2 separate regions of the Homo sapiens genome follow, and region 2 is linked to region 1. Evidence: chromatin loops called from intact Hi-C (ENCODE). Cell type or tissue: endothelial cell of umbilical vein. All regions are shown on one strand. Links, peaks and the distances in the headings refer to the core of each region. The heading gives the core; the rest is flanking DNA.

Region 1 (12,744 bases), core at 1,932-9,931:
TTTGAATTTTAAAATGTATAGAGATGCATGAAAGTCCAGCACAGTGGCTCACGCCTGTAATCCCAGCACTTTGGGAGGCCGAGGTGGGTGGATTGCTTGAACCCAGAAATTCGAGACCAGGCTGGGCAACATGGCGAAACCGTCTCTACAAAAAATACAAAATTAACTGGCCGTGGTGGTACACACCTTTAGTCCTAGCCACTTGGGAGGCCAAGGCAAGCAGATTGCTTGAGTCCGGAAAGTCAAAGCTGTAGTGAGCCAAGATCCTGCCATTGCACTCCAGCCTGGGTGACAGAGCGAGATCCTGTCTCAAAAAAAGAAAAAAAGAAAAAAAAAAAAGAAAGAAAGAAAAAGAAAGGAGAAGAGGAGAGGGAGGGGAGAAGAGGGAAGTGGAGGGGAGGGGAGGGAGGAAGGAAGGAAGGAAGGGGAAAAAGAGAGAGAGAGAGGGAGGGAAAGAGAAAGAGGAAGGAAGGAAGGAAAAAAGAAAAAGAAAGAAAGAGAAAGAGGAAGGAAGGAGGAGAAAGAAAAGAAAGAAAAAGAGAAAGAAAGAGAAAGGAAGGAAGAAAAAAGAAAGAAAGAAAGAGAAAGAAAGAAAAGAGAGGAAGGAAGGGGAAAGAAAGAAAGAGAGAAAGGAAGGAAGGAGGAAAGAGAAAGAAAGAAGAGAGAGAGACTGGAGGGATAATATCAAAATGCTGGCAGCAATTATCTTGGGTTATTTTCTTTCTTGTTGGTACTCAAAACTGTTTTTCAATATTTATTTAACTGGCATGACATGCATTACTTCTAAACTGGGGAGACTCTTATTCATAAATATAGTATTCTGTTTTAAATAGTATTCTGTTTTAAAGGCATCTGAGAGATGTTCTATTTCAGTGGCTCTCTCTGTGAAGTGTGGGTGAGGGTTTTCATCTTGACCAGGCATTTAGGGCCAGATATGCTAATGATATTGAAGTCCTTCAGAGCAAAGAATTTTCCCACCCAAACTGTTCTGGCAGCCTTATTGACAAAGTTGCATCTGACTCACCTGTTTTACATCAAGGAAACTGAGGTCCAAAGAAGTGACAGCCCAGGGTAAAAAAGCAAGTTAGTTCTAAGTCAAAACTGGAGGCTAGCTCCCTGATTCCTAGTTCAGGACTGTCTCCATTTTCCTACTTCATGGAAAAGCTGAGACTTGAGGTGGGTTAGGAGAATGGTAGTATAGTAGGCTGAAAAATGACCACCCAAAGACATCAGGTCCTAATTCCTATAAACTTTACCCTTTACCTTATAAAGGAAAAAGGCTTTTGCAGATGAGATCAAGGATTGTGTTACTCAGTTTGGGCTGCTGTAACAAAATACCATAAACTGGGTGGCTTAAACAACAAACATCTATTTCTCACAGGTTTAGGGGTTGGGAGGTCCAAGATCAAGGTGCTAGTAGAATTGGTGTCTGGTAAGGGCCCTCTTCCTGGTTTGCAGATGGCTGCCTTCTTGATTTATCCTCAGGTGGTGGAGAGAGATCTCCCGTCTCTTTCTCTCTTTATAAGAGCACTAATCCCATCATGAGGCACCCATCTTCATGACGTCATCTAACCCTAATTATTTCCAAAGGCCCCACCCCAAATACCGTTACACTGGGGATTGGGTTTCAACATATGAATTTGGGGGAGACACAAACATTCAGTCCATAGCAAGGATCCTAACATTGAGAGATTATCCTGGATTATCTGGGTGGGCTCTAATTCTAATCACAACTGTCCTATAAGAGACAGGGAGAGATAGATGATACAGACAGAAGAGGAGGAGGCAAGGTGACCATGGAGGCAGAGATTGGAGTGGTGCAGCCACAAGCCAAGGATGGCTGACAGCCACCAGCAGTTGGAAAAAGCAAAGGAACAGATTCTCCACTAAGCCTCCAGAGAGAACACAGCCCTTCTGACCTCTTGATTCAGCCCAGTGAAAAGGATTTCAGATTTCTGGCCTCCAGAACTGTGAGAGAATACATTTTTGTTGTTTTAAGCCACTGGGTTTGTGGTAACTTGTTACAGCAGCCACAGGATACTAATAGAAGTAGGATTGAACAAGGCCCCATGAAGCATATTCTGAGATGGGCATGGGGTCTGAAGAGTCATCATGAGCAAAGGAAGGATGCTGCGAATGCCTGTGCCCTCAGGGAACATAAAAAAGATGAGTTTACTACTGAAACTGGTGTACACAGAGCACGATGGGAAAATACACCCTTCTTAAATTGTCTCTTTTAATTTTTCAGCATTTCTGAAAGTTAACAAATTCGGGGCATTTAATTCAAAATTGTCAGAAAGCTTGGTACAATATGCTGATTTCTATTGCTTTTCTGTATTTGCTTTCTGTGAAATATAAACAAACTACATACACTAAATATATAAGAAATAACAAGTTTAAACCTCATGTATACATTTCTTCCCCACTGAAAGGCAATTTACATAAATCATAAGCATAAACAACATCTGTGTATATCTCCAGTAATATATTAAGTGATGACGATGTTCTCTTTAACCAAAAATGTACTTATGCATTCAAAATTACCATTTACATAGCATTTGGGAATAAAATACACGTTTTTGAATGGAAATTATCCTAGTGTGCTTAAAAATATGTAAACATGCCCTAGATCTATCAGAGTGGTATTTCTGAAATATCACACATGTTCAAAACTTACCCAAGTAATTATGTTTTACAGCTTTTAAAATGGTATGTATCTCTGAACACACACACCACATACACACACGCCACATACACACATATTCCACATATACACACATACTCCACATACACACACATACACATGCACATGCACACACACACACACACACACATACTCCACATGCATATGTACAGAGTCCAGAGTTCAGGTTTGAATATAGTATTTGTGTGATTCCTTCTTTAGATGATTAAGACACTGAGAAGTTTAATCAACTCTTCCAGGAATACAACGTGCATCTTTCAGCAGTGGTGAAGTGGTACAGGTTTCTTGCACACTATCTGAACCCCAGGGACTAAATATCTTACTCATTCAGGTTTCTGAGGCCTGTATGCAAGGATATAGAAGGAGCAGGCTTGGAGACACCAGTCTCACCATTCACAAAGCCATCTTCCTGGAATGAACACCTTCAATTATAGATGGCATCAAACCACAAGGGTGAGAGGCTGCTTACCTGGAGTATTTCTCTTACTTAAAAAGAATTTTCTCCATTCTCTTCCACCTCTTCTACACCTACCCTGTCCGAGTAAATTATCAATACTCTTTCTTCTCCAAAGACCATCTTCTTGGAAGAGGCAGGGTAGTGTAAGCATCCTGGTTAAGTGCACAGGCTCTGAAGATGTATGGACCTGCGTTCAGGACCTGGCCATCTCACTTATTAGCAGCGCGACCTTGGGCAGGTTATTTACCATGTTGAAACCTCAGTTTCCTCATTTATGAAATGGAGAAAACTACTATAGAGCCAAACTTGCCCTGTGTTGTTATAAGGCTTTAATGAAGAGTTAGCACAAAATATGTGTATAGTGTGAGGGAAGGGTCCAAGAGCAGCTGGGTGCCTCCCCTCTGTCTCCAAGAAGAATCTTGTACTCAATACAGGATGTGCTGGCAGGTGCACAAATAGCATTACATGCAAAGAGCTCAGAGCACAGCCAGTGTGGCCGGTTCCTGCTGCGTTCGGCACATGCAAACCTCTCCTGGAACTGCTTAGCTACGCATGCTTCAGTGGCCCTCCGGCATGCACCCAGCTTTCTGTATTTCAGACCACAGGGGACAAGCGTTTCGGTCCTTCTACTGCAGCATGAAGTTGAAGTTGGCTGCAGAACATATCTGCTAGCCACGGGGGACCAAAGCATTGCAAGGGGCTGGATCTTGTGCACAGCCTCTTTCCTCTTGCTGTAAGTAAATGCTATACTAATTGAGCCTGGTTTGCATGTTGTCAGTTCTCAGCAACCTGAATCATGCACTGGTCTCTTCCCTGGTTGGTACTGATCTGCCTTTCGACCTTGGCCTCACCCACTTTCTCTGCTAAAGCGCAGACTGACCACTCAGTGAAACACAGCATAACTACTGAATAAGTGAGAAATATTTGTGAACTACATCACATCTAAATGGCAACAATGGTAAGAAGCATCACTGTTTTAGGTATCAATAATAAAAACACCCCAATTATACTATGACAAACTATTGATTTTAAGGTACATTCTGACTTCAGATACTAAAATGTGAAAGTAGTATGCAGCCTAGAACCCATGAAGTACAGTATTATTATAAGGAAAATAGATACCTGCATGAAAAGGCACTTAGTGCTTTCTCCAATTACATAGAAAAAGAGTTTTCTTACGGATGTGGACGTGCATTTAAATATGAGTATGCATGAACTTGTAAATGGCATCCAATTCTTAAATCCCCTCAAAACTATCCCTATGTCGTCACTTCCCACGATCACTCACTGTCATTTTTCCTATTTCCATTTGGTGACTGACTTTTGGTGCTATCAGCATTTAATTTCCCTTTGGACACCTTTTATCCAAATCATCTCCATTATTTCTCCCTTGCTCTACCTGTACTGTACCTTCTTCCTCCTACTTCAATGGGATTCCAAGACCAAAATCTCATTTTTGAAAAAGTCTTTGCAGTAAAAGCAAGTTACCAGATGATCAGCTTGTCCTCTAATGCTAGAATTTGTTCTATGTGATTAATTCCAGGGACTTGAGCCTTGAGTTCAGGCCTCCAAACACAGTGGGCAGGGCCCCCATCTTCTGTTCACTTTCCCCAGGAGCATCCCTGCCAGCTTCTCTTGGGGCTGCTTCTTCTCAAAGACGCCCCTTCACTAATAGGGGCTTTTTTGGGCAGTGGCTTTGCCTATGATTAATGATAATGAACCCAACTTGGACCTTTGGCTTTCTGGCTCTTAGCAGAGTAGCCAAGATATTTCTCTAAACTGAGATAGTTGGCTTCAGTTCTAATTAATGATCAGTTGTTATCAGCTTAGTTTAGACTGTTTGCTCTCTGACTTTTTGGCTGGGTAGCCTAAACACTTCCCAGATCCAAAGGGCTGGCTGAAATTTATGTTCCTTTTTTTGGCACTGTCTTGATAATTCTGATGCTTTCCCGGATCTGGAAAAAGATTTTAATTGTTTACAGTCTTGATTAATGGGTTTGCTGTTGCTTTGATAGTCCATCATTTATAATGATAAGAAACCAAAAACAAATGGGCATTTTATATTGCTCTTCTGGGATATTTTGGTCAATCCTTTTTAAGGAGTTACTGTTTTGTTTCCTTCCCTATTACCATTAAGTTACTAATAATTTCATTTTAATTGAACTTTAAACTATCACTATTTCCAACTCCCTTTCTCCCTGCAGTATTTCTTATGCTGTAGAATTTCTCACTGTTGTTTCAGCGAAGTCCTTTCTCAGAGTCTTCTGCTTGTATATCTGAAGTTAGCAGCTCACTGAGACAGTTTGGTTTCGGTTTGCTTGCAAACACAGGGCGTTCTTATCGCTTCTTTAACATCTATCACTAAGCTCAGTGAACCTTGTCTTCTTACTATCAAATAAATTAATTCCTTAGACTCCTTAATCATTCTTTGGTTAATTACCTCATTTGGCCAAGTAAATAATCCCGGTTTTAAAATGGAACCCCAAGTTCACTTTTACTAACAAGTTTTATTTCTGTACTATCAGCTTGTTATCTAAGTTCTAGTTCATGTCAGAGGTTCTTCTTGATATCCAGCTATTATTTATGAGGCTGCTGCTGTTATGAATTAAGGCAATTCTAACCTAGTCTAGATGGCCTCAGCTTTCCAAATACTTCACTTAGAAGGAAATATATGTTTTCTCTGCTAGAATTCTCTGCATCTGTTTTATTTGCTACCACAGAGAAAAGAATGAAAAAAGAAACAATACAGAGCATTAGAGTGAAGTGACAGTGTCAATTTTTTTTCTATTTCTAAGGTGATTTTTGCCCATCCAGTTCCATAGGACATTTTCTTGACAATGACACTAAAAGCCAAAGTTTGCTCTCAGTTATGTTTGATGCCTTCAATCAGCCGTCACCTGCCTTTACATTGATTGATTTCTGTATCCTGATTCAAATATCTGTATATATTTTTTGTTAGATGTTAATAGATATTTCAAACATGGAAGAAAGCATCTCTCTCTAAGTTCACCAATGACTTCCTTTTGGGAGAAATTCTAGGTGTTTTCCTCTAACTCATTCTTTTTGACCTCTCTACTGCAATTGATACTATTGATCCTTCACCCCTTCTGGAAGCCCTTTCCTCCCTTAGCTTCCATGATCCTACGAGGTCCTAGCTCTCCTCCTCCCTCTTCAATCATTTTTTTTCTGTCTCCTCCACAGATCCCCTCTTCATTCTCCCATCCTCTAGCCCTAGGCCACCCCAAAAGCCTGTCTTAGCCTTTTATTCCTCTGTCCCTACACTTTTCCCTCCAGAATGCATGGCCTCCTACAGGTTTACCCATCACCTCTATACTGATTGATTCCATTATCTCTAAGTTTTGTTCTCCCACCTGAGTTCTGATTCACATTTTTGTTTAGAGAATTTCCTCCTGAATACCCTGTTATCATCTCATATTTCACTTATCCACTTATTTTGCAAATATTTATTGCATGTCTATGAGGTGCCAGGTACTATGCTCAGCCCTGAAGTGATGATCAAAATATACCATTTCTCTCAAAGAGCTGAAAGCTCAGTAGAACTTGAGAATTCTATCAAATTATTTGTAAAGCAAAGCAAACAAAGCAGAACAAAAACATGCTGCACTTCTTTGTCCCCCAAAGGTGCTCTGTTCCTCTCTTTCCCAACTTTTTCCCTCTTTCTAATTAGTCCTTCATTCTCCCAGCCATCCAAGTTGTAATGCTTCATCTCAATTTTTGTGTATTAGATTTCTTCTGTAATAATCTTTCTAATGAACATCTCCAAATTTCAACAGCTTACAACAAGCATTGATTTCATATTTATGGGTCTGTCAATGAGTTGCAGCTCAGCTGGCCTCATCTGGAATGGGGTAGAGGAGGCAGGGCTTCATGTTGAGTTTGAGTCTTCAACTTAGATCTTCATTCTTGGACCCAGGGTGAAGGAATATGGCTACTGGGAGCAGGCTCTTCTCATGGCAGAGGGTGGAAGCTTCAGAAATGTGGGTAGACATTTGGCATGGTTTTCAAAGCCTCCTTTTTAGAGCCAGTTACAAGGTCAAGCCCAGGATCAATGGCACTTTGCCCCTTTACCCCCATGAAGTGAAAAAGAAGGAAAAGAGTGAATATTTGGTGAACAATCAATCATTTAATCTAACCCATATTTCTTTCTTTCATCATCAATAACAACTAACCAGCTAATAAGTCCTGTCAGTTCTTGCATCTGTGTGTCTTCTCTATTTATCACTTCCTTAGCCATCTATTATTCCTGCAGTTGTACAACGGGGCTTAATGCCTCGCCACATCTCTCTCCTTTTGATCTTTTTCTTTTCTTTTTCTTTCTTTTTTTTTTTTTTTTGAGATGAGGTTTCACTTTTGTTGCCCAGGCTGGAGTGCAATGGCGTTATCTCGGCTCACTGCAACCTCCGCCTCCCAGGTTCAAGCGATTCTCCTGCCTCAGCCTCCCGAATAGCTAGGATTACAGGCATGTGCCACCACACCCGGTTAATTTTTTGTATTTTTAGTAGAGATGGGACTTCACCATGTTGGTCACAGGCTGGTCTTGAACTCCTGACCTCAGGTGATCTGCCCGCTTCAGCCTCCCAAAGTGCTGAGATTATAGGCATGAGCCGCCGTGCCCTGCCACATCTCTCTCCTTCTAAAACAGAAACTGACAACTGTTCTCCAAAATGACTGTACCATTTTGTGGTATGTTTGTGGTGTACATTCCCACCACAAAGGTATCTTCACCAGCAGTCAGTCCGTCCTTCCTTCCTTCCTTCTTCTCTCTCTCTCCCCATCCCTCCCTCTCTCTCTCTTTCATTTCTTTCTTCTTTCTTTCCCTTCCTTCCTTTCTTTCTTCTTTCCTTTCTTCCTTTCTCCTCTCCTTCCCCTCCTCTCCCTTCTTCTCCCCTCCCTCCCCTTCCCTTTCCTTCCCTGCCCGCCTCCCTCCCTCCCCCTCTCCTCTCCCTCCCTCTCTCTCCTTTCTTTATCTTTCTTTTTTCTTTCTTTCTCTCTTTCTTTCTTTTCTTTTCCTTCCTTCCTTTCTCTCTCTCTCTTTCTTCTTTCTGTCTTCTTTGTCTGCCTGCCTTCCCATTCTAATAGATATGTAGTAGTATCTCACTTTGGTTTTAATGTTTTATTTTGTTTTGTTTTTTGAGACGGAGTCTTGCTCTGTCACCTAAGCTAGAGTGCAGTAGCATGCTCACAGCTCATTGCAGCCTCAAACTCCCAGGCTCAAGCGATCCTCCCATCTAAGCCTCCCTAGTAGCTGGGACTATAGGAGTGCGCCACCATGCCTGGCTAATTTTTGTACTTTTTGTAGAAAAAATATAAAACATCAGTTTCCCTATGTTGCCCTGGCTGGTCTCCAACTCCTGGGCTCTGGTGATTTGCCCGCCTCGGCCTCCCAAAGTGCTGGAATTACAGGTATGAGCCACCGTGGCCAGCCTCAATTTGGTTTTAATTTACATAACTCTAGTGAGTAAAAATGGTGTCTTTTCATAGATGCTTATTTACTATTCATGTTTATCTCCTTTGGGGAAATGTCTGTTCAGTCTTTTACTCATTTTTTAAATTCAGTTGCTTGTCTCTTTATTATAGAGTTTTGAGAAATTTGTATATGTGATAGATACAAATCTTTTGCCAGGTATGTGTTTGCAAATACTTCCTCAAATCCTGTGGCTTTTCTTTACTTTCTTTTAGTGACTTCTGTGGAGCAGAAATGTTTTATTTTGACAAAGTCCAATGTATCAATTTTTTTCTTTTATGGATCTTATTTTTGGTGTCATAGATAAGAAACAATTTGCATAACACAAGGCCACAAAAGCTTGTTCTTATTTGTTTTTCCTAGAAGTTGTATAGTTTTAAGTTTTACCTTCAGGTCTATGATCCATTTTGAGTTAATTTTTGTATAAAGTGAGACATATGAGCCAAGGTTCTTTTTTTTTTTTGCATGTGGACATCCAATTAGTTCTTCCTCTAATAAAACCTGCATACTTCTGCCAAAATTAGCTTCCCAAGCATCGGAATCTTCCTATGAGATGCCTGAACACAAAATTCAGAAGATGATCGAAGAGGTCTTGACTCATTTCTTTGTTTTTATCCTTGTCCTTCTGGTTTCCTTCACTCTCCTCCTCCCTCTGTAGTCCCTTAGGTCTTTTGGCTCTCCTCCTCCATCCCTGGCTTTTTCTATTTTCCTTCAACCCTCCTCCCCACTCTTCTCACACTGGCTTCCATTCAGGTTTCCCCTGATGAAGCTGGGGCAGGGAGCTACATAACCTGTGCTTATGAGGAAAGAATGAAAGGAAACATACTCTGCTGTGCAGACTTCAGAGTGAACCTTCTACAGACAAACAAACCTCATGAAACAGCTGAGAATTTCCTCCAACATCACATTATTTTAATAAATCAAATTAAATCTGAGTCCCAGGCTACATGCTATAAGATGGGAGAAATCTAATTAAAACAGTGTAATTAGAACAGTAGAGAGGAAGACAATACAGTCTAAATTTGCAGCATTTGAGAGTTTGGCTTGATTAAAAGGGCATTTGGAAATTAAGTCACAGGGATCTTTAGGTGACTGGACTGTAATGGCCAGCTCAAATCCGGCTTGTTGCTGGTGAAAAAAAAACATATAAAGAAAGTCACGCGGCTCCTTCCTGAGCCCAGCCATCTAATGTCAGCAACCACAGTGGAGATTACAGCTTATAACTTTCCTCTTATACATGCATCTGATTGGTGAGTAACTGAAAGAAACCCTGCTCCCCTTTCCTCCTGGACCATTGGTAAAATCTTCTTCTACCTGAACCTCTCATCTGCCCCTGGCAATCGGAACTCACCCTATTAAAACCTCTAATGAGGTTTACAGATTGGATGAATCACAAGATTGACATCTTGTCCTGGCCAGAGTAAGGAGATGCCCTTTTCTTGATTTTTTTTTTTTTTTGTCTTCTACTCTTATAATTAATTTGAAAACTCTTGTATAAATGTATGCCAATATGAACAATTGGACTGTTCCATACATGATCTTTTCAGGACTCTGGCTGAGGGGACATTATGTGACAAGACCCCTCCCTGCCTTCATTCCATGGAAAACAATTTCATTGCTGGGATTTTAGTGGAAGTTGACATGAAATGTAATTCTTCATTTTGAGAGAGGAAAAGAAATCTAAGTAGATTAAGAGCTGACTCATAATTGTGATTTACTTTGGCTTTTTAATTTGAACGTTTTAATTGCTTACTTTACAAATTGAGCTTTAAGAAAGTAAAATAATAAAATGAGATTTATAACTCTGTGTCTACCTTCAAAGGGCTGTGCTTGTGATTTCTCTAAGACAAAGAAGCCATATGCCCCTCTGCTTCCAATTATTCTTGCCCGCCTTCTCTCCTCATCTCTAATTTTCTTTTTCATCCTTTGTCTCCCCATGTGTGCACTTGAAGATCTTTCAGTGACTTATAATAAGTGTATCTAAAACAAGACTCAAAGGGAGAAGTACAGGTTGCTAGAGAAAGAGAAGCTATTCCAACTCTAGATCCTCAGGCAATTTAACGGCTTGCACAGCAGCCCCTCTGCCCTGAGACGGCCCAATCCTTAATCCTCAGATGCTGCCCCATCACCTTCTCCCCATTGTCCCTCACACTGTCTTTCCTTCCCTTCCTGAAACTTGCAACCCTTTCCCAGCCTCTGAGCACCCTGTTCTTTCTACCAGGACACCTCACTGCTGGCTCTCAGCCTGGCTGCCTCCTTCTTAACCTTTAAGCTTCAGCTCAAATTTTGCCTCCTCTTAGAGGCTTTCTAAGGAAGGTCTGTACCCACTACCCTGGTTTTTCTCTGTAAGTATCCTGTTTGTTTCCTTCACAGCTCATGTCACAATGTGTAATTGTCTCCTTTACTTTCTGGGTCTTGATTTCCCTTTCTGTTTGCCTTTGGTTTTTCTTCTGGTCTGTCTTCCATTCTGATTGTGAGCAAAGTGGGTAGGGACCAGGCCTTACCAGTAGAAACCATAGCTCCAGGGATAATACCTGGTGCATGATAGGTACTTAATAAACATCCATTTAGTGAGTGAATGTATGAATGAATGAATGAACTATCCTCTCCAGAATGACCCAGTCCACGAAGTTGCTCTGAGTAACTCTTCCCTGCTTTGATTCCAAACCCTACTCATCAAGAGTTCCAGAGAGGACTATTTCTAAGGTCAGACCCAGAAGAAGTTACCCCAAGGAAAACACAGGACAGAGTGAAACAATGCCTGGATCTTTTTTTAGTGAAAGGAATTTACTCAAATTGAATCAGGTGTCTAATATAGATAGCTCAACGCAAACCACTTTGGTTAAACAAAAAATAAATGATCCATAACCCATGCACAGGAAACCCTGGAGGCATCATGCCAACCTTAGCAAGATGGGGCACTGCCCTTAGCCTAGAATAAAAAAGAAAAAAATTAATGTTAAATATTCTTGAGGCCAAGTCTCTGAACAGCTGCAAAAGACAATGGTTTTCCCCTTATTGAACATTTGTAATTTTTGTTACTATTTTAATTGGTATGTAATAATTTTACATATTTATGGGGTACCGAGTGATATTTAATACATAGATACAATGTGTAATGATCACACCAGGGTAATTGGCATACCATCACTGCAAACATTTATCACTTCTTTGTGCTGTGAGCATTCAAAGTCTTCTCTTTCAGCCATTTTTTTAAATCTTGAGTTTCTGAAAGGTAGCTACTTTAAAATATTCATCTTTATTTCTCTATCACAATCCCTAGCATAGGAGTATATGCATAAGAAAATACAGATATTATAAAAATACTTGGCCCTTTAGTTGTATTTGTAGGTATGCTCCATTACTAGAAACAAATTCTTATTATTAGCTGATATACACAAAGTCCAGAGGATGGTGAGAAGTAATCCGTGTTTTCTTTATGGAGTTAGCCCATAAAGAGTTCATCTTGGATGAATATCTGAGAATGACCCTGTATCTCTGGTCTCACCAGAGATCTCGCCACTGATCTTTCCATCTGTTGTTCCCCTAGCCTTTCCTCCTGGGTTTATGCCTCAATCTGGAGAGTGATACCCCATCTTTACCATATGTTGCTAGAATAGGCTTTTATAGCTTAAGTTTTTTTCAGAGTATTGTATTTATAAGATGTGTTAGAATTGGGTTCAACTGCATATAGCATAAAGCCCCACAGTGGCTTAAAGAGAGACATTTATTTCTTTTCTAAAGAAATTGGAGGAAGGAGGTGCCAGGCTGATGGGGCAGCACCACATTATTAGGGGCCGAGGCTCCTTCAATCTCTCTGCTCTCTCACCTTCAGCCTTAGACCTTGTGATCCAAGATGGCTGCTGGACCTCCAGTTCCAAGCAGGAAGTACAGGAAGCGGGCAAAGGCAACAAGGGTGTGATGAACATGAAGCCAGCCCCCTTCGCTGAGATTTCCCAGAAACCTCACCCCCTGATTTCTGCTTGCACTCACTGGCCAATTCTATCTGCAAGGATGATAAGAAATATTTTATTTTAGCTGAGCACATTGCTGCCCAGTGTTCTATTACCATGAAAATAAGAGGAAAATGGATGTTGT
Region 2 (12,744 bases), core at 2,150-10,149, 57 kb after region 1:
AAAAAAAAAAAAAAACCAAGTAGGCCAGGCATGGTGGCTCACCTGTGTAATCCCAGCACTTTGGGAGACAAAGGCGGACAGATCGCTTGAGTCTAGGAGTTCAAGACCAGCCTGGGCAACATGACGAAAATCGGTCTCTACAAAAACAAAAACAAAAAAAACCAGGTGTGGTGGCGCATGCCTGTAGTGCCAACTACTTGAGAGGCTGAGGTGGGAGTTTGAGGTTGCAGTGAGCTATGATCGCACCACTGCACTCTAGTCGGGAGCTGGCCTCTTCTCCCAAGTGAGCCAATCAAATTAAATACTCTTCTTTTTAACACCCAAGGAAGGGCACGTACAGTGGAGTTCTGGTCTGCGTGGGTAGAGGGAGGGCTTTCTGATGAGAGGAAAAACGCTAGGTCTGAGTCTGAGGGTGTGCTGGTGGCAGTGGGAGTGATGGGAGGGAAGATGTGGCACCAGGCTTGAGGGACATCCAGGCCAGGACTGGACTGCACTGAGTGCCAGGGCAACAGCTTTGGATGTATGCAACTTATTCCCAAATAGTTCAGAAAAATTTACATATATAAATATATGTATGTATGTGTACATACATACATACATATATGTGTACATAAAAAGAGGAGAGAGAAATCTGAGCCCAGGATGTCAAGGCTGCAGTGAGCTATGATTGTGCCACTGCACTCCAGCGTGGGTGACAGAGTGAGACCCCACCTCAAAAAAAAAAAAAACACGTCAAGTACAGTTCCAGGAAAAGCCAGCCAGATTGCTACTACTTCAGTTTTCTTCCTTTGCTCAGCACCAGAAGAACCATTCTCATACTTAATTTGAACTACCAGGATCTTCAAGTATTTAAATCGTTATATTCTAACAAAGTCAGCTGTAGGCTAATTGTTGCCCTATTTTCCAGCTGATTTCCACAAGACAGCAAAGATTCACTGAGGTTCAGGCCTGGAAGAGATGGCAGAGGCCATGGAGTCTAAGTGGCTTTACCAATGAAAAGACTGCCAGGTACGGTGGCTCACACCTGTAATCCCAGCACTTTGGGAGGCCGAGGTGGGTGGATCGCTTGAGGTCAGGAGTTTGAGTTCAGCCTGGCCAACATGGTGAAACCCCATCTCTACTAAAAATACAAGAATTAGCCAGGCGTGGTGGCACGCGCCTGCAATCCCAGCTACTTGGGAGACTGAGGCAGGAGAAACGCTTGAACCCGGGAGGCAGAGGTTGCAGTGAGCCGAGATCGCGCCACTGAACTCCAGCCTGGGTGACAGAGTGTGACTCTGTCTCAAAAAAAAAAAAAAAAAGACCAAGGAGCTCAATGTTTGGTGGAGCCAGAAGGAGGACTCACCCTTCTGACTCTTGGTTCAAAGCTCTTTCCATCTGTATGAGAAGTTGCCTGAGTCTGTACTTTTGGTTTCTAGTCCACTTACTCCTTAGCAGAACAGATCCATCCTAGAGAAATTTTAGGGAGCAAAATGGAGTAAAAAAAAAAATACCATGCCTACTTGAAATAAAGTTGCACTATAGTTTGCACTAGATAGAATAAAAATATTGAAAGAGGCAACTAATCTAAAAAAAAAACCCATACAAACAAAATCTACTTCCTTTCATATCATTAAAAACAGAACATTCTTACTGCGAAGTACAGAGAAGAAAATTAAATTAACCCATAATCGCATCACCCACAGACTTGTTAGCATTTTACTTTATTTCCTCGAAGGATTTTTTTTTAAATCCATGCATGACCAAAAAATGTAACTTTATATATATATATATGAAAAAAGTAACATCTCAATTTTGGAAATCCCTAACATATTAAAAATATTACTGTACTATACTCAAAAAGTTATAAAATAGAGGGATGGAAAAGAAAAGATAATATCTCACAGTTTCAGGGATGAGATGTAGGTACATCGGTTTTCTGCAAAGGAAGGAAGGATTAAGAGAAGAGGCTTGCTAATGTGTGGGGACTCATATGGGATTCTGGAAAGGTGTCCTTTCAGTATGGGGTGGTCGCTCCGGTGTTCCAGGAGCACATGGCTGTGTCTGGTCATTGAACGTTCCCAGGGCTTGTGGGTCATTTGGACAGCAGCCAGTGACAGCAGCCGGCAGATGGGCAGCTAATAGCCTTCCTTCTCCAGTGGCCCAGTGCCAGGGGACCATTACCCACACCTGAGTCTCCCCCCAGCTGGAGAGAAGGCAGGTCATCCCATTGCACTGTGGACTTCAGTTTGGGTCAGAGACAAGGACAGGCTCAACAGAAGGTCAAAGTGAGCACTGACTTGGCTAAGAGGTTCTCTGTGTTCTCATCTGTAAAAACATGACTCAAGAAAGGAACTGCTAAGCCAATCATCCAGAACACTAAAAATAGAATTCTCTACTGAGTCCTAAGCCAGAGCCAGGTCCTGGGCAAGTATGCTTTATATCCAAAACACAGTGTCCCTAGGCTGAGGAAGTGATGTATCCCATTAACACAGATTTCAGTGAGTTGGGGATCATGGGCTTATGCAGCAGTTGAGCTCCTCCCCGCTCCCGGTGACCCCAGGGATAGGAGTAGGGGGCTCACCCATGTCAGGAACAGTTCCAGTTTCCCTGATGAGGAGGAAATATGGCGTCATGGCTAAAAGTAGCGACTCTGGCATCTGACCGTCTGGATTCAAATCCCAGCTCTACTCTCTGTAGCATCGGGAGAAGTTCCTTAATTTCTCTTTGCCTCTATTTCCCATCTGTAGACTGGGGATAATAAAAGTACTAGTGGTAATTGTCACAGGGTTGTTGTGACCATTAAAAATGATAATGTGTATAAAGTGTTTGGCAAAGTACCTGGAGCTAAATGCTCTATAATTTCTAGCTATTACAGTAATTAAGGGTCACCGCCACCCACATACCATCCATGTTCCTCTCCTCTCAGCATGTGCACGTGCACACACACACACACACACACACACACACTAATGTCCCCAAATCCCATGAGAAGGCTGATCGCCAGGCACAGCCATCTCCCACAGAGCACTGTGGGATCCAGGGCACAAACTACAGCACTAGGGGAAAAGAGGCTCTCCCGGGCCTCAACTGCTGTTCTGGTACCTAGAGTCTCACAAAACCCTCCACACACATAGGAACTTCAGGGTTTGCGCTCAGTCTCTCTCTTCTCTTTCATTTCTACTGAGTCTCAACTGAGTCCTTCTTTCATGTGACACCTCTGAGCGGCTCTCATGGCTCCTCGGTGTGAATTAGAAAAGATACTCATGCCACCCAAGCAAATGCAACCCTGTGGCCAGATGTCAGCCCACTTGTCCCTTTGGCCAGGCCCTCTTGTACTCTGAACACCTGGACCTTGTGGCCTGAATGGCAGAATGGAGCCCACGACATGGCCTCTCCTTCATTTCTCTTCTCTTCCTCTCCCCTTCATCAGCACCCTACCCAGAACAACTTCTCCCTTCTCCCTGAGCCCCCTCCTGAAACAACATCAACAAAAAGCCTTAATGTGTATCAGCTCATGCAAATAGATATTTGGGTGGAGTAGGGGATATCATCCGTCTACACATGAGAATTATCTAGAATGTCAGTTAGGGACCAGCCAGAATACCCTACTAATACATGATTATCTTATTTAATCCACCAGGCACCCTCATGAGTAACTTTTATCATCTTCCATTTTAGAGATGGGGAAACTAAAGGCCAGAGAGGTTAAGTGACCTACCCAATGTCACACAGTATAAGTAATGGGGAACATCAAACCCAGGTATGTTTTACTGTAAAATCTACCCTCATAACCACTAGTAGGTTCATCATAGCTAATATGATCCAACTTCCCAACGGTTAAAACAAGAGCTACTCAAAGCAATCAAATATTAAGATGTAATCAGATATTATCAAAGCAGTTATACAAAGAATACTGTGAAGTAAATAAAAAATGAATCAATATATTTATCAAAAGTGATCAAAGTATAATTATGATGGGTAATCAAATCAATCAAGTATTAATATGCATTAGCATTTTCAACATCTAATTATAGAGCATATAATCAAAATATAATGGTGACAAGGGTAATAACAGTCACTCTTTAAAATTGCTCATCTAAAAATTCAACATTCTTATCCAACCGGAGACAAATCCGAACTCTAATGAATCTGATGGGCATCACTCAGAATCCTTCCCTGGTCCCACGAGGACCCCTCTAATTAGAGTGCTCGTATCATTTATCCTTTACATTTTGAAACTGAAAGAGGACTCTATTAATAATTACATCAGATCAGTCGGTCCAGGCAGACACAAACATATGAACACCTTACCTGTAATAAGCTCTGTTCCCAAAATTTAAAAAAATTGAACCCAAATTTTAAAAAATAATTATTAAGTCCATATTTTGTGTGGAACCGATGCTAGATATTAGAAATACAATTGGCAGCAAAATATCATTTCAGGCTTCATATTTTCTGTTAGGAAACACAGACAAGTAGATCTTAGAAGTTAAGCTCCAATGCAATAAACTTCACAAAACAGAATGCTATGGAAGCACATAGAGAGAATTGTTGCAGTTATCTATTGCTACACAAAATACCATCCCAGAACATACTGGCTTAAAGCAATAACAATTTTATTACATCTCATAAATGTTGTGGGTCACAAATTCAGGCATGGTTCAGCTGGGTGATTTTTGTGTTAACCGTGGCATCAATGGGGGTCACTCAGTGTCATCCATTTTGTGGGTGGGCTGGTCTGGAGAGTACAAGATAACCCAGTTACATGTCTTGCTCCCTGGCAGAGATGGCTGGAATGCTGGATCTAATTGGAATTGTCCCCTAGAGCACTTACATATGGCCTCTCTACCATGGTGGCCTTGGGTATTTGGATTTCTTACACAGCAGCTCAGGGCTCCAAAAGTGAGCATTCCAGCAAATAAGGTGGAAGCTGCATGACCTTTGATGACCTGGCTTTGGAAGTCACACCATTTCACTTCCACCATACTTTATTGGTTGAAGTAGTCATGAGTACACATCAAGGAGACGTGACATAGTTTCTACCTCTTTGGAGTGAGTGTCAAATAACTTGCAGCCCAATTTAAAAATTGCCTCAAGAACCAAAGCCAGATTTTGAGGATAGAGGCAGGATTCTATAGCTGAAGGATGACTAGGAATTAGCTCACAGAGAGAGGGGAAAAGGATAGGTGGAGTTTTGCAAAGGTCCCCAAGATGAAAGAAGGCATGGATTGTTTAGGAAAGTGAAAGTGGTGAAGCAGGGCGTGTAAGGAGAATGGAGAAAGAATTTGCACTGAACAAATGCGTGAGATGATGATACCGAATTCAAAATCTGGCGATGTTTGAGTTCAGGATCTGGCACATAAAAGATGTTCAATAAATGAGAATGAATGAAGAAATGAATGAAAGAATAAACAGAGTGAAAAGAGAAGGTGGTCTAACATAATGCTTTCAGACTTATTATTTTTTTTTTTTTTGGAGATGGAGTCTCACTCTGCACTCATCACCCAGGCTGTAGTGCAGTGGTGTGATCTTGGCTCACCGCAATCTCCGCCTCCCGGGTTCAAGCGATTCTCCTGCCTCAGCTTCCCGAGTAGCTGGGATTACAGGTACCCGCCACCATGCCCGGCTAATCTTTTTGTATTTTTAGTAGAGACGGGGTTTTGCCATGTTATCCAGGCTGGTCTCGAACTCCTGACATCAATAGATCCACCCGCCTCGGCCTCCCAAAGTGCTGGGATTACAGGCGTGAGCCACTCTGCCTGGCCTGGACTTTCTTTAACAGAAACCTTAGGAAGAAATACCTGTTGTATTTTTTATGTGTATAGTTGTGATATAGTACATCACAGCCTAATACACAAAAGCACATACACACATTTATATGTGTTAAAGTTTCAAGAAACAATATTAACCTGTATTATGGGTAATACACTGTGACATCCAATCTGTTCCCTTCAATTCTATTTCATTATTTTCCAAATGCGGGTCATAATCCACGGAATTGGTTCAAGGCTCACCAAGGCTTTGAGACCAGTGAAAGACACTCGTCTAAAAGAAAGAGAAAAGCTTAGAGACATGAGGGTCAAGTCAAGTCCTGATTCCATTCATTGTGATTTGAGCAAGACACACTTACCTACTTAGTTCCATAATATGTATTTCACAAAGTTGTTTTGAGATAAACAAAAGGTGCAAAAATGTCACTGAAATCTACAGAGCATAAAGTATAAAAGTGTCCTTTATTTTCTATCTTTCTTTTTTTAATATCCTGCAAATCTGACTTTCTGCGAGCGTCATGATTTTCAAGCAGGGAATGGGGCTGGGGGTCTCCAGGAACTGGATGGGAGGAGAGTAGACAGCCAGTTATTCTCTTCGCCTGTCAGGTCAATTCCCCACCCTTCTCTTCCTCTCCCCTTCTCTGTGGATTGCATCACCCAGCCTGCCTGGTCTTTGGCTTCCATTTTTATTTGACCACTGGGTGGCACCGGCGGGAAATCAAAGGACAGGAAGAAAAAGACATTGGAGTGCTGAGCCCTCTGTTTTCTCCCGGCCTGGCCACATCTTGGCAGTGGCTGCATTCTAATATGACCACAGCTTCTGCCTTCCCAATTCTGTAACATCATCCCCCACCTCAGCTTCTTCAGGCCTAGGAAAGCAGTAGCCCCACTGTGGCTAAACCTGGAGAGCTTCATACCCCCACTCCTCTCAGTAAATAACCTCGTCACTAAACCCTTTTCCATTAGACCCTCTGAGAGTGCCAGGTGTCTCCTGTGTGGTCTGACTGACCCAAAAGGTCACGTGAAAATGGGCCTAGGACCCTTTGTATTTGTGGACATGGGAACCAAGGGAGAGAATCAAAAGGCTGGGGTGACATCATTGTTGGGCATCCTAGACCTTCAAAACGTGTTTATCCTTCAGGTCATCCTATACTGACTATGATGTCAAAGCCAAAGGTTAAGTCCTGCTTCTCTCAAAACTCCCAAATATCTCCCACCTCTGAACTATTACCTAAAATTCCTTTAACCAAAGACCAAGTGTTTAATGGGGTAAACAGACATTAAAAACTTTAAAATATGAACTTCTTCCAGAGGAAACCCATTGAAGTGAACATGTTCTGGTTTCAGTTGGGGTTAAACCTCTCGTCTCGGTGCTTTTGCTCCCTGAATGATCATGACCTTGAGAAGGATGTGTGTGTGTGTGTTGGGGTAGGGGGGGGCGGGTGCTGTGGGGCAGGGGATAATAAGAGACACTGTGATGTTGCGATATAATAAGAAATATATATATATTGGTCTTTCTCTCTTTCCTGGCACACAGCTCCTAAAACCCTTGGAATCTGGGAAGAAATAAGGGTTTATTTGTGTGCTAAGGAGAAGACTGATGGCTGGGAGCTCCTGGATTCCTTCGGGATGGGGGCTGGTTGGATAGGAATCAACCATGTGATTAGAGGGCTGGAACTTTCAACCCCATCCCCAGACCTCGGAGGAGGAGAGAGTAGCTAAAGGTTGAGATGATCACCAATGGCCAGTGATTTAACCAATCATGTCTAAGTGATGAAGCCTCTATAAAAACCCAAAAGTACAGGATTCTGAGAAATTACAGGTTGCTGAACATGTGGAGGTGGTGGAGGGTGGTGCATCCAGAGAGGGCATGGGAGAGCTGTGCCCCTACCCCTGTAACTTGTCCCATTCATCTCTTCCATCTGGCTGGTCCTGAGATGTATCTGTTGGGGCTCACAAAACAATGCCCCAAAGTATGGTGTTTTGGCATGCTGAGTGCTTTGAACTACAGGAGAATCTCTCTGACCTCCTGATCCCCTGCCTCTCACCCCTCCTTCCCTCCCGAGGCCCTCTTGAAGCACAGGGAGGTGTTTTCTCTGCAATTTTCCGTCTCTGACTAAGGGAAGTTCCTCCAGAATGAATGTGGTTGCCGTGAACCTCCTCCCTGATCTCTACATTAACCAGAGAAGATTAATTCACACAGCAGGAGACTAGAGGACTCATCTCCCAAGACACCACGCCTGGACAGACTTTTCACCTGTTCTTCTGAGGGCAGCTACCTGAGAGATTTTATCTGCACAATGAGACAATCTTTATTCAAAATGCAGTCTCTCCCCTCACCGTCCAATAGTTTTTCACCACCACCCTCCAGGAACCTCCAAGCTTCGATTTCTTTCTGTAGTTCAAGCTGTTATTTAAGCTTCAAGTATCTTGCCCTTTTTTGAATCTCATACTTTGAGATTCTCCCATGCATATGCATGTTATAAATTTGCGTGCCTTTTCTCCTGTTCATTTGTCTATTGTCAGTTGATTTTCATAGATTCAACTTATCAAACCTTCAGAGAATAGAGGAAAATTTAAAACTCCCCTACATATCCTTTTATAATAAATGGGTAATACTAAGTCAATCACTTTCCTGAGTTCTGTGAGCAGTGGCAGCAAATGATTAAAACTTAGGAGGGGGTCATGGGGATCCCTGATTTATAGCAAGTATGTCAGAAACACAGGTAACAGTCCAGGCACCGTGGCTCACATCTGTAATCCCAGCACTTTGGGAGGCCGAGGCAGGTGATTCACGAGGTCAGGAGTTTGAGACCAGCCTGGCCAAGAGACCAGCCTGGCCAATATGGTGAAACCCTGTCTCTACTAAAAATACAAAAATTAGCCTGGCGTGGTGGCATGTGCCTGTAATCCCAGCTACTTGGGAGGCTGAGGAAGGAGAACTGCTTGAACCAGGAAGGTGGAGGTTACAGTGAGCCGAGATTGTGCCATTGCACTCCAGCCTGGGCAACAGAGTGAGACTCTGTCTCAAAAAAGAAAGAGAGAGAGACAGAAAGGAAGGAAGGAAGGAAGGAAAAGAAAGAAGAAAGAAAGAAAGAAAGAAAGAGGGAGAAAGAAAGAGGAGGGAGGGGAGGAAGAAAGGAAGGAAGGGAGGGAGGGAGGGAAGGAGAAAAGAAAGAAAAAGAAAGAAAGCAAGAAAGAAAGAAAGAAAGAAAAGAAAGAAAGAGGGAGGGGAGGAAGGAAGGAAGGAAGGGAGGGATGGAGGGAGGGAGGGGGAGGAAGGAAGGAAGGAAAGAAAGAAAGAAGCACAGGTAACAACTTGGACTTGTGTCTGAAGTGAGGGCAGTCTTGTGGGACTGAGCCCCTAACCTGTGGGATCTGACACTATTTCTAGGTGGATAGCATCCTTTCTCTTGGTTCCTTTTTTTTTTTTTTTTGAGCCAGGGTCTTGCTCTGTCACCCAGGCTGGAGTGCACTGGCACCATCATAGCTCACTGCAGCCTCAAGTCCCCAGGTTGAAGCGATTCTGCCACCTTAGCCTCCCAAGTAGCTGGGACCACAAGTGCACATCATCACACCTGGCTAATTTTTAAAAAAATTTTTGTAGAAACAGGATCTTGCTATGTTGCCCAGGCTGTTCTTGAACACCCAGGTTTAAGCAATTCTCCTGCCTCAGCCTCCTGAACTGCTGGGATTACGGATATGAGCCACCATGCCCAGCCAATAGCATCAAATTGAGTTACATTGTATGACAATTCAGTCAGTGTCTTCCACAAAGTGGAGAATTGCATGGTGTGGAGGGAAAGCACATACATTTTGGTGACCAGAATTGCAACAGTATAGGAGAGGAAAAGTTTTTTTTCCCAGCAAGCATTGAAGACAAAAAGATATCAAAACAAAGCTAGACTCTGGGAAGACAACCAGATGATGATACAATTCTGCCTCCTACCCAGGTAATCTTCTCATCTGTGAGGATATGGAACCCCAACCTCTTCCTGGACACCTGATGATCTGCTTGTGATGGGCTCAGAGTCTTGAAACACAGAACTATGAGCTCATCTCATATCCCAATCCAGCAGCATGGAAACCTCAGACTGCAAGGCCCAAGACTGGCACTTGTTCTCTCCCAACTCTTTTCTTTCTCTCTCTCCTTTCTTTTATCCCTTAATTCCTTCTTGCTTCCTTCCAAGATTTATACTATTACCTTTTAGGCAAAACATCCTGAACATGTAAAATAAACTAATTAAAATCAAGTCAATTTCCCAACTGTTATTTGTTAAGCCTATGCAAGATGTCAAATTTTAGTCATTTGCATACCTAGTATGCAATTTTTTCTATTCTGTGGGCCACGAGTATTCTTTTCTCTAAGTCAACTAATTCTTTAACTTAAACCCTGTTTAAGCTTCATCCTGGCTGGGTGTGGTGGCTCACGCCTGTGATCCTAGCACTTTGGGAGGCCAAGGCAGGTGGATCACTTGAGCTCAGGAGTTTGACACCAGCCTAGCCAACATGGTAAAACCTCGTCTTTACTAAAAACACAAAAATCAGCCAAGCATGGTGGCATGCACCTGTAATCCCAGCTACTCAGGAGGCTGAGGTAGGAGGATCACTTGAACCTGGGAGGTGGAGGTTGCAGTGAGCCAAGATCGCACCACTGTACTCCAGCCTGGGCAACACAGCAAGTCTCCATCTAAAAAAAAATAAAAAATAAAAAGTTCATCCTAAATAAACACATGAGTAAAATCACAGATTTGGTTAACTTGTATTTTTTTCTTATTACACATTAAAATAAATATATTAAATATATTTGTAAAACATATAATACTGTGAATATATAAAAAGAAAAATATTTGTTGTGTGCTACTTAAAATCACCTCACTTATCACAGATGGTGCATATGCCACACTTTAGAATTGTTGCCCAGTGAGATATTTTTTAGGAGTACAAGGCACAATCTTTGCTGTCACAGAGCTTTACATCTGGTAAGAGATAAAGGGAGAGGAAGATTTCACAGCAGATGGATACATAGTGAAAAGGCAGACTATAGTTAAATCCCAAAGCGTGTGGCCAAGGCAGGAAAGAAAATGAGAGGTCAGAAAAATAGAGATGCCAGTGGGGGAGAGAAGGGCTGCAGGCCAGGAAGGGTGAATCCATGCTAAATGTATTGATTTAGAGTTTACATTTAAATCTCCAAAGGTTCCCCAGAGCTACAGGACAAATGGCCAATTTCTCAGCACATCTGCCCCCTCATGATTGGCCTCTGACCATCCTTGTGGGCTAATCTCCCAGCATGTTCCTGGACAGTCTCTTTTGCAAACTGCTTATTCTTCTCCAAATTCACCATCTTCTCCCTCCACAGTACATCCACTCACACTCTTCCTTTTACCTAGAAAACTCTCCAAAACCTCTGTCTTTTTTGGTCGATTTCTTTATTATTATTATTGTTATTATTATTATTATTATTTTAGTAGAGACGGGGTCTAATGATGTTGCCCAGGCTGACCTCAAACTCTCGCCCTCAAGAGATCCTCCCACCTTGGCATCCCAACGTGCTGGGATTACAGGAATGAGACACTGCACCCAGCCCTTATGGTCAATTTTCTTTCTTTTTTTTTTTTTTTTGAAATGGAGTTTTGCTCTCTTTGCCCAGGCTGGAGTGCAATGGTGCAATCTTGGCGTGCTGCAACCTCCACCTCCTGGGTTCAAGCGATTCTCCTGCCTCAGCCTCCCAAGTAGCTGGGATTACAGGCATGCACCACCACGCCTGGCTAATTTTTGTATTTTTAGTAGAGACAGGGTTTCTCCATGTTGGTCAGGCTGGTCTTGAACTCCCGACCTCAGGTGATCCACCTGCCTCAGCCTCCCAAAGTGCTGGGATTACAGGTGTGAGCCACCATGCCCAGTCTGGCCAATTTCTTTTCTTTTCTTTCTTTTTTTTTTTTTTTGAGACAGGGTCTCTGTCACCCAGGCTGGAGTGCAGTGGCACGATCTTAGCTCACTGGAGTGTTGACCTCCCGGGCTCAAGCAATCCTCCTGTCTCAGCCACCCAAGTAGCTGGGACTACAGGCATGCACCACCATGCCTGGCTAATTTTTAAATTTTTCTGGAGAGACAAGGTCTCATTGTGTTGCCCAGGTTGGTCTCTAATTCCTGGGCTCAATCAATCCTTCCACCTCGGCCTCACAAAGTGCTAGGATTACAGGCATGAGCCACCTGTGCGTGGTCCTTTTGACCAATTTCTTTTAAACTCAGTTCAACCATCCCATTTTCTCTTATGAATGCTTGTCAGATTTCACAGCACTCTTTTGCAAATGAGGAAATGTTACTTCCTCTGGCTAGTCCAATGGATGGAGAGCCTCAGTGCCTGGTGAGCAAATGGCACCTTGTGTAAACAGAAATGCAATGTTTCCCCTGGATGTATGCAGCCCTATGCCAGGGCCCATGAGCTAGGTTTCTGCCCTTCTGGCCTGACACCGTGTGCAGTGCACACCCTGTGCAACATAACTGGCAGACCTGCCTTGTCTGCACAAACTCAGGCCGAGTTAGCTTCATTCCCTCCTCATGTTTATTGATTTATTCATATTCCACCAGTAAACAGTCAGCAGATTGAAAGGTCTTCATCTATCTATCTCGGAATCTTTGGCAACTAATAGAGAACCTATAAACTGGTGCAGAATAAACATTTGCTAGACAAATGATGATCAATCATGAATATATGTTGAAATGGTTCAGAAAGCCATAGGCACTGGGAAACTTTACAGAAAGAGAATGAATTCAAACTAGAATGAATTTTAACTCAGCACCTGACCACATTGCCCAATACACAAATTGTACTAACTTCTTATATGATGTGGGCAGGAAATACCTCCAAGCGGCCACAGAGTGCAATGAACAATGACAAATCTTCATCTGGACAGAAACATGACCTGCCTCCCTTATCCCAAAGACTAACCACTGCTTAGGGAAGAGATCATGCCGGTCTTGTTCCACG

What was found. Hi-C counts contacts between places; a loop is a spot of excess contacts. Peaks named below come from ENCODE experiments on the same cell type or tissue, not always from the same donor. Only the 100,000 strongest peaks of a DNase experiment are listed, where the experiment ranks them.
Region 2: it touches region 1 in a loop (2.2-fold over the local background); 2 of 110 quality-filtered maps call a loop at or near these places.

Annotation. Positions count from the first base shown.
Region 1 is chr4:42,352,634-42,365,377 of GRCh38, reverse strand. All of the region lies in intron 1 of LOC105374428 (a long non-coding RNA gene), which reads left to right. Among named protein-coding and RNA genes, the nearest start is that of SHISA3, 38 kb to the left of the region's middle. In endothelial cell of umbilical vein, for the core only: no CTCF peak of the experiment used is centred there; a DNase peak (open chromatin) is centred at 5,567; H3K27me3 peaks cover 171 bases.
Region 2 is chr4:42,296,274-42,309,017 of GRCh38, reverse strand. LOC105374428 (a long non-coding RNA gene) reads left to right here. Exons shown (of 2, transcript NR_134668.1): 2 at 9,707-10,006. Among named protein-coding and RNA genes, the nearest start is that of SHISA3, 95 kb to the left of the region's middle. RefSeq lists enhancers at 6,517-6,566, 6,312-6,606, 6,101-6,633, 12,529-12,678. In endothelial cell of umbilical vein, for the core only: a CTCF peak has its summit at 6,407 (motif pointing right); no DNase peak of the experiment used is centred there; H3K27me3 peaks cover 618 bases.